Regions from separate parts of the Mus musculus genome. Here region 2 is linked to region 1. Evidence: chromatin contacts called from ENCODE POLR2A ChIA-PET data. All regions are on one chromosome and are shown on one strand. The core of a region is the stretch at or near the end of the contact, and the rest is flanking DNA. Distances in the headings are between cores, read along the strand shown.

Region 1 (5,662 bases), core at 1,385-3,884:
TAAGTCAATGCTTCCATAGGTGAGGCAATGCTGTCCAGTAGAATGAGGTTCTATCAAGTGACCGAAGATAGACATGGCTTGGCTTTGCAAAGCTAAGTGACTTCAACAAGGTTCTCTCTTTAGAACCTTAGCATAAAAAACATGCCTAAAAGCAGCTGAAGATGCAAGGGTTTTCCTTTTCCCACAACAGTCTGTGGCATCAAGGTAATACAGAGTTTAAATACAGGGGTTCCAGCAGGGCAGTGATGGCACAGGTCTTTAATCCCAGCACTCAGGAGGCAGAGGCAGGTCGATCTCTGAGTTTGAGGCAAGTCTGGTTTACAAGAGGGAGTTCCAGGACAGCCAGAGCTGCACAGAGAAACCTTCTCTACCGCCCTCCCCTGCCCGCACCTCTCTCTCGCACACACACAAAACCTAAATAAATAATAAATAAGGGCTCCAGCTGGTCTTGGTAACACCTTTAATCTCACCATTCCTGAGGAAGGAGGTGGATCTCTATGAATTCCAGACCAGCCTGGCCTTATATAGTGAGACCACCATCTCAAAAAGGAAAATAAAATAAGCTCCAGGTTGGCATGGTAGCTCACCTGGTAAGAGCTCTTGCCACAAAGCCTGAGGACTGGAATTCCTCCCATGGATTTCACATGATGGAAGGAGGGAATGAACATACCTACAAGCTGTCCTCTGACCTCCAGAATACTATGGCTCACACACTCACATGTACATAATAAATTAAAATGTAATAAAAATTTCAAAATAAAAAAGAATTAAGAGCTCCAAGATCCCAGAGTGGTGGGACTCTCTGGGAAATCTCATCAGTTAGGATGTGGATCTAGAAGAATCTGGAGTGAAAGGTCATTACCAGCTACATACAGAGCAAGCAAGAGTAGCCTGGACTACAGGAGAACTTGCCTCAAAAGAAAAAAGGTAAAGAAAGAGTAAAGAGGGAAGAGGAAGACAGAGAAGAGGAGGAGAAGGAAGGATATGAAGTGGGAACTCTAAAAGCAGTGTAAGGATGGAGAATCCCATCTGTGTCTGGATCTGGGCTGTCACTTACTAGCTGTGAACTTAACCAAATTCCTCGTGGTTTTGTCTTCCTTTTAGAGTCTCACATCTTACAGGCTGACCTCAAATTCCTGGGCTCAAGCAACCCTCTCACCCTAATCTGCACGGCTGCTCCCACAACAAGGACAGTACACCTGACTCCAGCAACTTACAAACTCTTGCTTGTTCCCTCACAGAATGAGGATGGCACTGCCAATATCTGTGTGACTGTAAAATATACTCATACACCCAGGTAAGCACGCGAAACAAGGTCTATTACTCCTGAGTTTGTCTCACCTGCCCTCTGAACTGAAAGTTAAGAGAGATCAATTTTAAGGGGGAAGTGGGGTAACTCAGTTGGTAGAATGTTTGTCTAGCAAGCACAAAGCTCTGATCCTATATTCTTCTTAGACCAGTGAAAATTTCATATATAACATCTCAAAACTAGCATGATCCCAAATCCTGTAACCCCCAACTTCCCAATTATGCAAATACATTCTACAGCTGACTTTCTGATTCTACTTAATGTAATGTTAAAATGGCATTCAGCCTCTAAAAGTTGATACACCTGTCCAGTGGGATCCGGCTGTTTACCTGTTTCCCACTCTCCATTTCAGAACCCAGAATGGAGTCTGGAGTTCTACACTAATCCTCCGGGTTTCAAAACCCAAATTCTTACAGCAGGCTCCCTAATCCGATTCTGTCCTTCTGGTCCTCACTCCCACTACTTCCATACCATGCACTCAGACTTCTACTCAGGGTCATTCCCAAGCTGGATCAATTTCCAAGTCTAGCACCCCTAGGTCTCGAAGACACTTCTGTTCCGTGTTTACAAAGCAGGGGCTTGCACACCCCATCTTGTAGTTGACCGTGCCTCTGGTATTAGTAGTGACCCCTCCCCGTTGCAGGCCACACGCCAGGCTACCACTCTCTTTCTCCTCTGGGCCTCCGGCTCCGTCCCGGAGACTCCCCGCCACGCTGGCATTAGAGGGACCGTCGCCCTGCCGCCAGAGCCTGAGCAGCTAGCATCCCGACAGCCGCCAATTCCTTCATCACCCCCCAGGCCGGAGCCGGCGTGACCAATAAGGTGCCAGGTCCGCGGCCTCCCCGCCGCCGACCAATCACGAGCGAGCCCCCCCGCCGTCGCCTTCCGCCAATGGGAGAAAGCCCGCGGGCCCAGGCGCACGGACCCCGCGAGCGCAGCCGCGACGACAGCGGCGGGCCCGGCGAACACATAACATGGCGGCGGCAGAGCCGACCGAAGTGCAGCGGCGGCCGCAGAGGGAAGGGAGCTCTCCGCCATTGGCGGGAAGCACCGCCCTCACTGCCGGCCGCCCCCTCTCTCTCTCCCCTCCTCACCCAAGCTTTCATACACTCACAGGCCTCTACTCCGGCGTCCAGCGAAGAAAGCAGCCGCCCCCGCGCTGCTGCGCCGTCGGGCAATGCAGAGGCCCGGGCGCGGCGGAGGGGAGGGGGAAGCGTGCGTCACGAAAAACCGGAGCGCGTGCGGAGCGGGGGCGCAAACAAGATGGCGGCCGCGCCGTTTGTACCGTCTCCCCTGCCCCTCCCCCCACTCCGCGCCTCGACTCCCAGCAACGCGTAGTGCGCAGCGGCTGAGGTGCCTGAAGTCTCGCGAGAATTGTCTTGCCTGGCCAAGCGGGATAGTGAGAGCGGAGACTTTTGGGGCCCCGCCCCTTCCCAGGGGCGCGGGAGGCGTTTCTCGGTGACCTCCGAGGACGTTCTATATCCTTGAAGCTCTCAGCTAGGATGCGCTCGCTTCTGGGTTTTAGGAAATAGTTTTCCGTGTTTTGTTCTTCAAGGAAATGAATGGTAGGGAGAGAAGAACTTCGCGGGCATGGAAAATTTAAAAAGCCGCCTGGGGCTCAGCAAACCGGACGACCTGAATTCGATTCTTGGAACCCAGGATGGACCAGAAGAACAGAGTCCTGAAAGCTGAACTCTGATCATTAATGTGCGACGCGCGCGCGCACACACACACACACACACACACACACACACACACACACACACACACCAGTAAGTGAAGAAATAAAATTTCCAAACAACCAAAAAGGTGACATTTTAAAACGTTAAAATTGGCATAAAAAGGGCTGGAGAGATGGCTCAGTGGTTAAGAGCACTGACTGCTCTTCTGAAGGTCCTGAGTTCAAATCCCAGCAACCACATGGTGGCTTACAACCATCCGTAATGACATCTGATGCCCTCTGGTGTGTCAGAAGACAGCTACAGTGTACTTACATAAAATAATAAATATTTTTTTTAAAAATTGGCATAAAAAATTAAAGAGTTGGGAGGTGGCTCAGTAAAGTGCTTCCTACAAGCATTAAGACCTGCATTAGCCCCCCCAACACTCCATAAGCCACTAGCACAGTAGTCTCCCATACCTGAAAGGCTTGAAAAGAAACCTGCCAGCCTAGCTAAATAAGCAAGCTCCTGGTTCAGTGGGAGGCCCAGTCTATACAAATAGGTTGGGGCCAGCGCGGTAGAACTGAAATTCCAGCACCTGGGAAGACGGAAGCAAGAGGGTCTGTGAGTTCAACGCCAGCCTTGTCGAGTTCCAGGACTTCCAGAATTACGCAGGGAAATCCTGTGTCAAAAAATAGGGTGAAGTTTCCACTGAAGACATCTAGATGTTGCCTTCTATGGGCGAATGCATTCCATGCAAATACATTAACACAATATGTATGGCTTGGTGTGGTAATACATGCCTCTAATCTTGGCACTTTAGGCTGAATATGGAAGCCAACCATTTTGGGGAGGTGGGGGTGGGGATGGGGAAGTGTAGTATTTCACAAGGCCTGTCTATAACTGGTTGTCCGGTGCTCATTATGTAGTCCACACTGACCTTAAACTCAGCTAAATCTTCCTTACTTAGCCTCGGGGTCCTGGGATTACAGACATAAACTACCATGCCCAGCACACACACACACACACACACACACACACACACACACACACGAAAAGAAAAGAAAAAAGAAAAGAAAAGAAAAGAAAAGAAAAGAAAAGAAAAGAAAAGAGAAAAGACAGGAGGCAGAGGCAAGCGGATTTCTGAGTTCGAGGCCAGCCTGGTCTACAAAGTGATTTCCAGGACAGCCAGGGCTACACAGAGAAACCGAAACTCTGTCTCGAAAAGCCCAAAAAAAAAAAAAAAAAAAAAAAGAATTTTGTTTTTACTGGATACCCCAAATAAGAAATTGTATTTTGACTGAGATGTGGGTGTAGATGAGGGTGAAGTGAATAATTAAAATGCCTATGGCCCTGGGAAAGACCTCCTGCTCCAGAAAGAAAGAGAGGCAGGCCTGAGGATGCAGTTCAGTTGGTAGTGAGTTTGCCTGGTATGGAAGCCCTGGTTCAGTCTCCACCATGGCATAAAACCTGGTGTGGTGGAACATGCAGTTAATCCCAAGACTCAGGAGATGACTAGAAAGATTAGAAATTCAAAATAGCTGGGTGGCAGTGGTGGTACGTCTTTATTCCCAGCACTCAGTGACAGAGGCAGGTAGATTTCTGAGTTCAAGGCCAGCCTGGTCTACAGAGTGAGTTCCAGAAGAGTCGGAATCTCTGCATAGTGAATTTCAGGACAGGGCAGAGAGAAACTCTTGTCTCAGGGTGAGGAAAAGTTCAAAAGCAAATTAACTAAATGGTTTAGCCAGTAAAGACACTTGCCTCCAAACCAGATAACTTGAAATCAGTGACTGAGACTCAAGGGGTATCAAGATAATCCTCTGCTAACTAACAGTTAAGGGGCGGGAAGGAAACTTAGGTAAACAAAGAAAAACTTGAGAAGTCTACAAATATTTGTTTGAAAATTATGTTTTTTGAAAAATGAAAAATTGGGGACTTGGAGAGATGGCTCAGTGGTTAAGAGCACTGACTGCTCTTCTAGAGGACCTGAGTTCAATTCCCAGCAACCACATGGTGGCTCACAACCATCTGTAATGAGATCTAATGCCCTCTTCTGGTGTGTCTGAAGACAGCAACAGTGTACTAATATACATAAATAAATAATTTTTTTTTTTTTTTGGTTTTTCAAGACAGGGTTTCTCTGTGTAGCCCTGGCTGTCCTGGAACTCACTCTGTAGACCAGGCTGGCCTCGAACTCAGAAATCCGCCTGCCTCTGCCTCCCAAGTGCTGGGACTAAAGGCGTGCGCCACCACGCCTGGCTAAATCTTTTTTTTTTTTTTTTAAATCTGTGTTCTGCTACACAGAAACTTAAAAAAATGTAAAAATTGCATAGAAACAGCCCAAATTACTAGAGATTATACTGTAATTAAGTATGGACAGTTTACAGGGGCTGTACCCTGCTTCCCTTCAGAGCCTAGAAATTAGGTTGCTCTTAGAATTGAAGTAAATGCAAGTCTACATAGTAGAGAAAATATCTACTTAAGAACTACCTACTTAAGAAATAATGTGCCGGGTGTGGTGGCGCACACCTTTAATCCCAGCACTCAGGAGGCAGAGGCAGGCAGATTTCTGAGTTCGAGGCTAGCCTGGTCTACAGAGTGAGTTCCAGGACAGCCAGGGCTATACAGAGAAACCCTGTCTCGAAAAACCAAAAAAAAAAAAAAAAAAAAAAAAAAAAAAAGGGACTGATCA
Region 2 (5,662 bases), core at 1,334-3,833, 130 kb after region 1:
GGGAGGGGCACATCCTGTGGCCTTCCTTCCTGTTATATATTGTTTCTGGGGACAGGGAAAAGAAGGGACACACAGCAAAAGTCACCAGGAAGCAGAGGTAGGAGCCCAGCATTTCCTTCACAAATATCCCCTGACCCCCATGGCACAAGCATGAACCCGCATGGATCTTCTTTCCCCTAAGTTATCCCCAAGGGACCACCCCTTCTTCCAACTTTGTCTGTTCTCACCTTCTCCTCCAAACATTTTTGTCACATCCTCCCACAGGGACACCTCCTTCAACTTCACCCAGGTCGCCTCAGTGGCCGGGGTGATCAGGAGCTGCTGAGGCATGATGGCGCCGGCCTGACTGGGGGTGGCAGCTTCGGGTGGGGAAACTGCTGGAACTTTCGATGAGAGGCTTCCTGGTTGTATCGTCCTCAGGCCATAATCTTTTACCCTGGAAGAGTTGTTGAGCCCCTGCAATATCAGAGACCATTGTGAGATGAAGAACTCTGGGTATAGACGCTTCATCTTTGGGAGGCAGTCCTGTAAGCTGCTTTGAGGCCTTTGGACTCCCCTTCCTTTTCTTTCTTGCGACAGGATTTCTCAGTATAGCTCTGGATGTTCTGGAATTCACTCTGTAGACCAGGATGGTCTTGAACTTAGATATCTATCTGCCTCTACCCCCTGAGTGCTGTGATTAAAGGTGAGCACCACTATGTTTGGCTGTACTTTCTTTTAAACTTTATTTGTCTGTCTGTCTGTCTGTGTGCCATGGTGCTCAGCTGGAGGGTACAAGATAACTTATGGGAGTCCATTCTCTTCTTCCAACAAGTGGGTCAGAGGGATTGAGCTCAGGCTGTACGACTTGGCAGCAGGTGCCTTTCCCCACTAAGCCATCGGACTAACCTGCTTTGTGTGCCTAGAGAGCAAAAGGCATGAAAGGAGAGACCCAGAGAACCCATCATACAGCCAGAAGTCCAGAACTGTCTTTATAGCTGCAAAAAGGCCTAGAAGATTCGGCACCAATACTGAAATAATAGTGTCCTGGATACAGAAGTAACCCTCAACTTTAAACACATAGATACAAAGACGCCAGTACCAAAGGAAAAAAAAAAGTACAAATGTCCACATGCCCTGACCTGACCACCTTGTAAGCTGCATGCCCCTTCTGCCTGCTTACATATTTGGAGCTGGCGCCAAGGAAGGCTCTTTGATGTCTGACCTGTATGTAAAGCTGAGACCTGAGGCACTTCAAGTCTGACCTTCAGTTTCCTCATCTATAAAATGTGGATGTTAACTACTGCACAGGGATGCAGTGTTGAGACAATGTTAGGTCTACTAAGTTAACAATTAAGACCTTTTTATTTTAAAGCTGTACAATAAACATTATCTTAAAGTTTAAAAAAAAAATCACGGGCTGAAGAGATGGCTCAGCAGTTAAGAGCACTGACTGCTCTTCCAAAGGTCCTGAGTTCAAATCCCAGCAACCACATGGTGGCTCACAACCATCCCTAATGAGATCTGACACCGTCTTCTGGGGTTTCTGAAGACAGCTGCAGTGTACTTATAATAAAGAAATAAATCTTTAAAAAAAATTAAAAATAAAAAAAATCACATGCGTTTATTTATGGGGGTGGAGGTCACATGCCAACTTTTGAGAGTTGGTTCTCTCCTTTTACCAGGGCATCAGACCTGTCTGCCAAAGCCTTTACGGGGCCCCAGTGGCCATCATGTTTTAGAGTTATTTTAGAAAACAATTAGAAAGCTCAGCTTGAATATCTCAGTTGATAAAACAGTAATTCACAGGGCTGCGCTTTGTCATAAGCCAGCAGCAACAGTCGTCATCACACACTCCAAATGCCCAGCACAGCTGGTGAAACGAATCCCCGGTTCAGATGCAATTAAAACTGCAGGGTTATGTGCTCCCACAGAGCTGGAGAGGAGGAAATATAGTATGTCAAGTGCAAGTAGAACCACTACAGAACTGACCATAACAGCAATTTGGAAACAACCCGAATCCATCATCTGAATCGCCCATTCAGCATATGAATAGTTGTGGACACTGGGACCAGATTCAGTGGACCTGATACCCAAACGCAGCTCTCTCTCGGGGAGGGGACTGCTCTTTGAAGTCTGGGGGAAGAGGAGGAAAGGTGAAAGACTGCCTGTCCAAAAAGACCGGAGTTGGTGCAAATAGCCCCGACTATGTAAAAAGTCTCGTCACTAAGTGCAAACTTTGTGCTGTTCCTTCCGAAGGAGCTGGCAATCCCAGAAGCTTGCTGAACGACCCATCGGCAGAACTTCGCAGGCAGCCACCCGGTCGAGCTCGCAGCTCCGCAGCAGAGTCGCCTACTCACCGGAGGATCTCCGGATCCGTTCCCGCCAGCCTTCCACGCTCACACCGCGGCGCCCAGTGCGCAGCGTGGCTTCCGAGGGACACAGGACACCGTCGGCCTCCGGGCTGGACACCGGCCTCTCCCGCTTCTCACCCGCCGCACCCGGGAGCGGAGCTCCGCGCGCACAGGCGTCCTGCCCGGCCTTCTGTCCCAGCCCAGGACCTGCGGCGCCGGCTGCGGCTCAGATGCCCGAGCTCCGCCGTTTCACCCCGCCCCTCTAGCCCGGTTCGTGTCCCCGCGCCTCCACCCGGGACCCGCCCACCCCACGCTGCTCGCGTCAGCGCCCTGCCCGTGGCTCCGCCCACCCGGGTGCTGCGCGACCCAGATCCCGGAAGCCGGAAGCCGCCCGGGCAGACCCAGGGGCGGTGTCCAGCGAAGCCGGCAGCCCCTGCTGAGGGTCTCCTGTACCCCGTGGCCCGGCGAGTCTTCCTGGAGAAGCCGCTTCTCTGTCATTCTTTCATTCTTAAGGCTTCAGGATGCAGCCTTAAATCGCACGCAGTTCCTGCTCTCTCCTAATCTCCTAATTCTGGTGAATTCGATAAGTAGAAAAATAGACAATCCAAAAGGCAACAGGGGCCTAGAAAACAATAAACTTAAAAAAAAAATTCCGGGATATGTATTTTTAATGTCCCTAAAGACATGTATTAGTTTGCTTAAGGCTGCCTCCCACCCCCAAAGAAAAACACTTCACACCGGTGACTTAAACAATAGGAATTTATTTTCCCATGGTCCTGGAAGGTAGAACCCCTTTCTTCCCATATTCTCACGGCGTGTTTCCTGAGTGCCTGTAGCTAGGGGAAGTGTCTGGTGTCTGAGTTAGCCTTCCTCAGTTCCTCAATTTAACTTATCTCTTTAAAAGTTCAGTAAACATATGGCATTGAGAAAATAAAACTGAGCCCACTGGAAGATACAGAAGAGATGACGACAGAGTAAACACTTACCAGAGCAAAAATTGGAAAACCAGCATCCAGAAAGTTAATCCAAGTTGAAAGCGGCTTTTGCCCAGCTATCTGGAAAACAGACCTTTCATACTGCACATAGAGACTGGGAGGGGGAAAAATGAGCGGACTTGGGACTGATATAGGAAACCCTCTCCACATGAGTAGAACCTCGAAGGGCTGGGTGTTCTCTTTAATGTGTGTGTGTGTGTGTGTGTGTGTGTGTGTGTGTGTGTGTGTGTGTGTGTCTGTGTGTGTTTGGGATGGGGGAAGATAAGTGAAACAACATGGGAAAAATTCATGAACTGCAAAAAAATTTCGTGTCGTTGGCTGTGATCTTCGTTCAAAGTCATCTCTATCTATTGAGTTGAAGACAGTGGCACTTGGGCTGTAAATTAATTTGCAAAAAAAAAAAAGACAAATTGGCAGTAGAGAGTTTATTAAACACTACTGTACAGTTGCATCTGGTGCTCCTGGAAAAGGGATTGCACCCCTGAGAGGAGTGGAAGATCTTTGGAGTTGGCAGAACTAAAGCTCTGAGTTTATCTCATGAGCTGTTTGTCAGTGTCCCCATCTAAGGGACCCGCTGACTTCTGTCTTGCTAAGCAGTTAGTCTTACTGCACTAAGTAACTAATTAGCTAACTCTTGATTGGAACAGACACCAGGTGTCATTCAGAGTAGGCTTCAAATGCCTGTATAATACATCACAAGTCATTGGTTCCCCACAGTCCCACTCTGATTGTTAATGTGGAAGGAGGTTTGTTTGTTTTGTTTTTGACTCTACATGTTACGGGGGCGGGGGGCATCATCTTTAGCAGACAGCATTATAACTGTAAGCACCCGGCTTCCCTTCAGTTACAATGTCGAGTGCAGACTTAAAGATAAGCAAGCTGTGGGCATAGTCCCATGTGGTGTTAGGGTGCCTACTCAGTCTGCCTAAGGCTCTTCATATTCAACTCCCCAGTTCATGGTGGCACCAACCTGCAAAAATGACTGTTTCCTTAAAGAAATAAAATGTGGCTGGTTGGTGGTGGCACACTCCTTTGATCCTAGCACTCAGAAGGCAGAGGCAGGAAAGAAAGAAAGAAAGAAAAAAGGGAAGAAAGAGAGAGAGAGAGAGAGAGAGAGAGAGAGAGAGAGAGAGAGAGAGAGGAGAACCTGACTTGGAGTATTTTGGCAGACACCTGGAATCTCTAAAGTAATTTTTGAAGGCAGACTCATTGATATGTGTGTGTGTGTGTGTGTGTGTGTGTGTGAGAGAGAGAGAGAGAGAGAGAGAGAGAGAGAGAGTGTAAATATGTAAGTAACCTAATAAAGGTTTTCAGTGCATGTTGTGACTCAGGGTAACCCCTGAAAGAACAGAAACATTCAACTTCAAGTCAGTAAGGAGGGAAAGGAATAAAAGAGAACCAAGGGCAGCTGTATGCAAATAGCTCTATGCACTGGGGCTGCCTCATCACAGCTGAGAAAGTGCCCACTGCTGTGATGCTATTGGAAGAGAGCTGCAATAAGTCAAGACATGCTATCTATAAAAAGACTGTCTTAGCAGACAGCAAAGTCCCTGAGATGGAGCGTGTGTAGTAATATGCAATGGCCAGCACAGATTTTGGTATGGTTTGAGGCAAACCATGGTGAACACATTGAGGCTAGTCTGAATGACATGGGATGCCAGTGGAAAGTGTAGAACTGAGAATCAGCATGGTACAACCAACTATCTATCTATCTATCTATCTATCTATCTATCTATCTATCTATCTATCTATCTATTTTTGGTTTTTCGAGACAGGGTTTCTCTGTGTAGCCCTGGCTGTCCTGGAACTCACTTCTAGACCAGGCAGGCCTCGAACTCAGAAATCCGCCTGCCTCTGCCTCCTGAGTGCTGGGATTAAAGGCGTGTACCACCACGCCCGGCTAACTTTTGTTACATGTTTTTAGTGTGTGCACGTATATAGTCTCTCTCTCTCTCTCTCTCTCTCTCTCTCTCTCTCTCTCTCTGTCGGTGTCTCTCTCTCCACAGCATACCTATATGTAGTGTGATCTGTGGTAGATGCAAGGATGCAATAAATCAAGAGAAAATATTAACAGTGAGTCGTATTTAGATGAAAGCAGAAGTGGTACTGAGTAAATGTCTATTTTTAAGGTAAACCAAAACCCTATCATGTGCATGAACCCAGAGTAGTGTGTGTGGTGTAGTTAGGTCAGAGGTCAGCCTGAGATGTCATTCCTCAGGTGCTACCATCTTTGTTTCCTTAGGATGGGGTCTCACAGTGAGCCTTTTAGATTTTGTTTTGTTTGTTTGAGACCTTGCTGGCCTGAAACTTGGTATACAGACAAGGTTGGCCTTG

Evidence for each region. ChIA-PET counts read pairs that join two places held with the same protein, here RNA polymerase II (POLR2A).
Region 2: POLR2A ChIA-PET joins it to region 1 with 12 read pairs in Patski. The contact joins the promoter of Zfp69 here to the promoter of Nfyc in region 1. POLR2A ChIA-PET finds 5 or more read pairs at or near these places in 3 of 5 experiments (Patski and embryonic stem cell).

The regions. Positions count from the first base shown.
Region 1 is chr4:120,823,107-120,828,768 of GRCm38, forward strand. Nfyc (nuclear transcription factor-Y gamma) reads right to left here and starts at 2,635. Exons shown (of 10, transcript NM_008692.4): 1 at 2,424-2,635.
Region 2 is chr4:120,949,105-120,954,766 of GRCm38, forward strand. It overlaps Zfp69 (zinc finger protein 69), which reads right to left and starts at 2,584. Exons shown (of 6, transcript NM_001384119.1): 1 at 2,340-2,584; 2 at 228-456. The coding sequence starts at 330.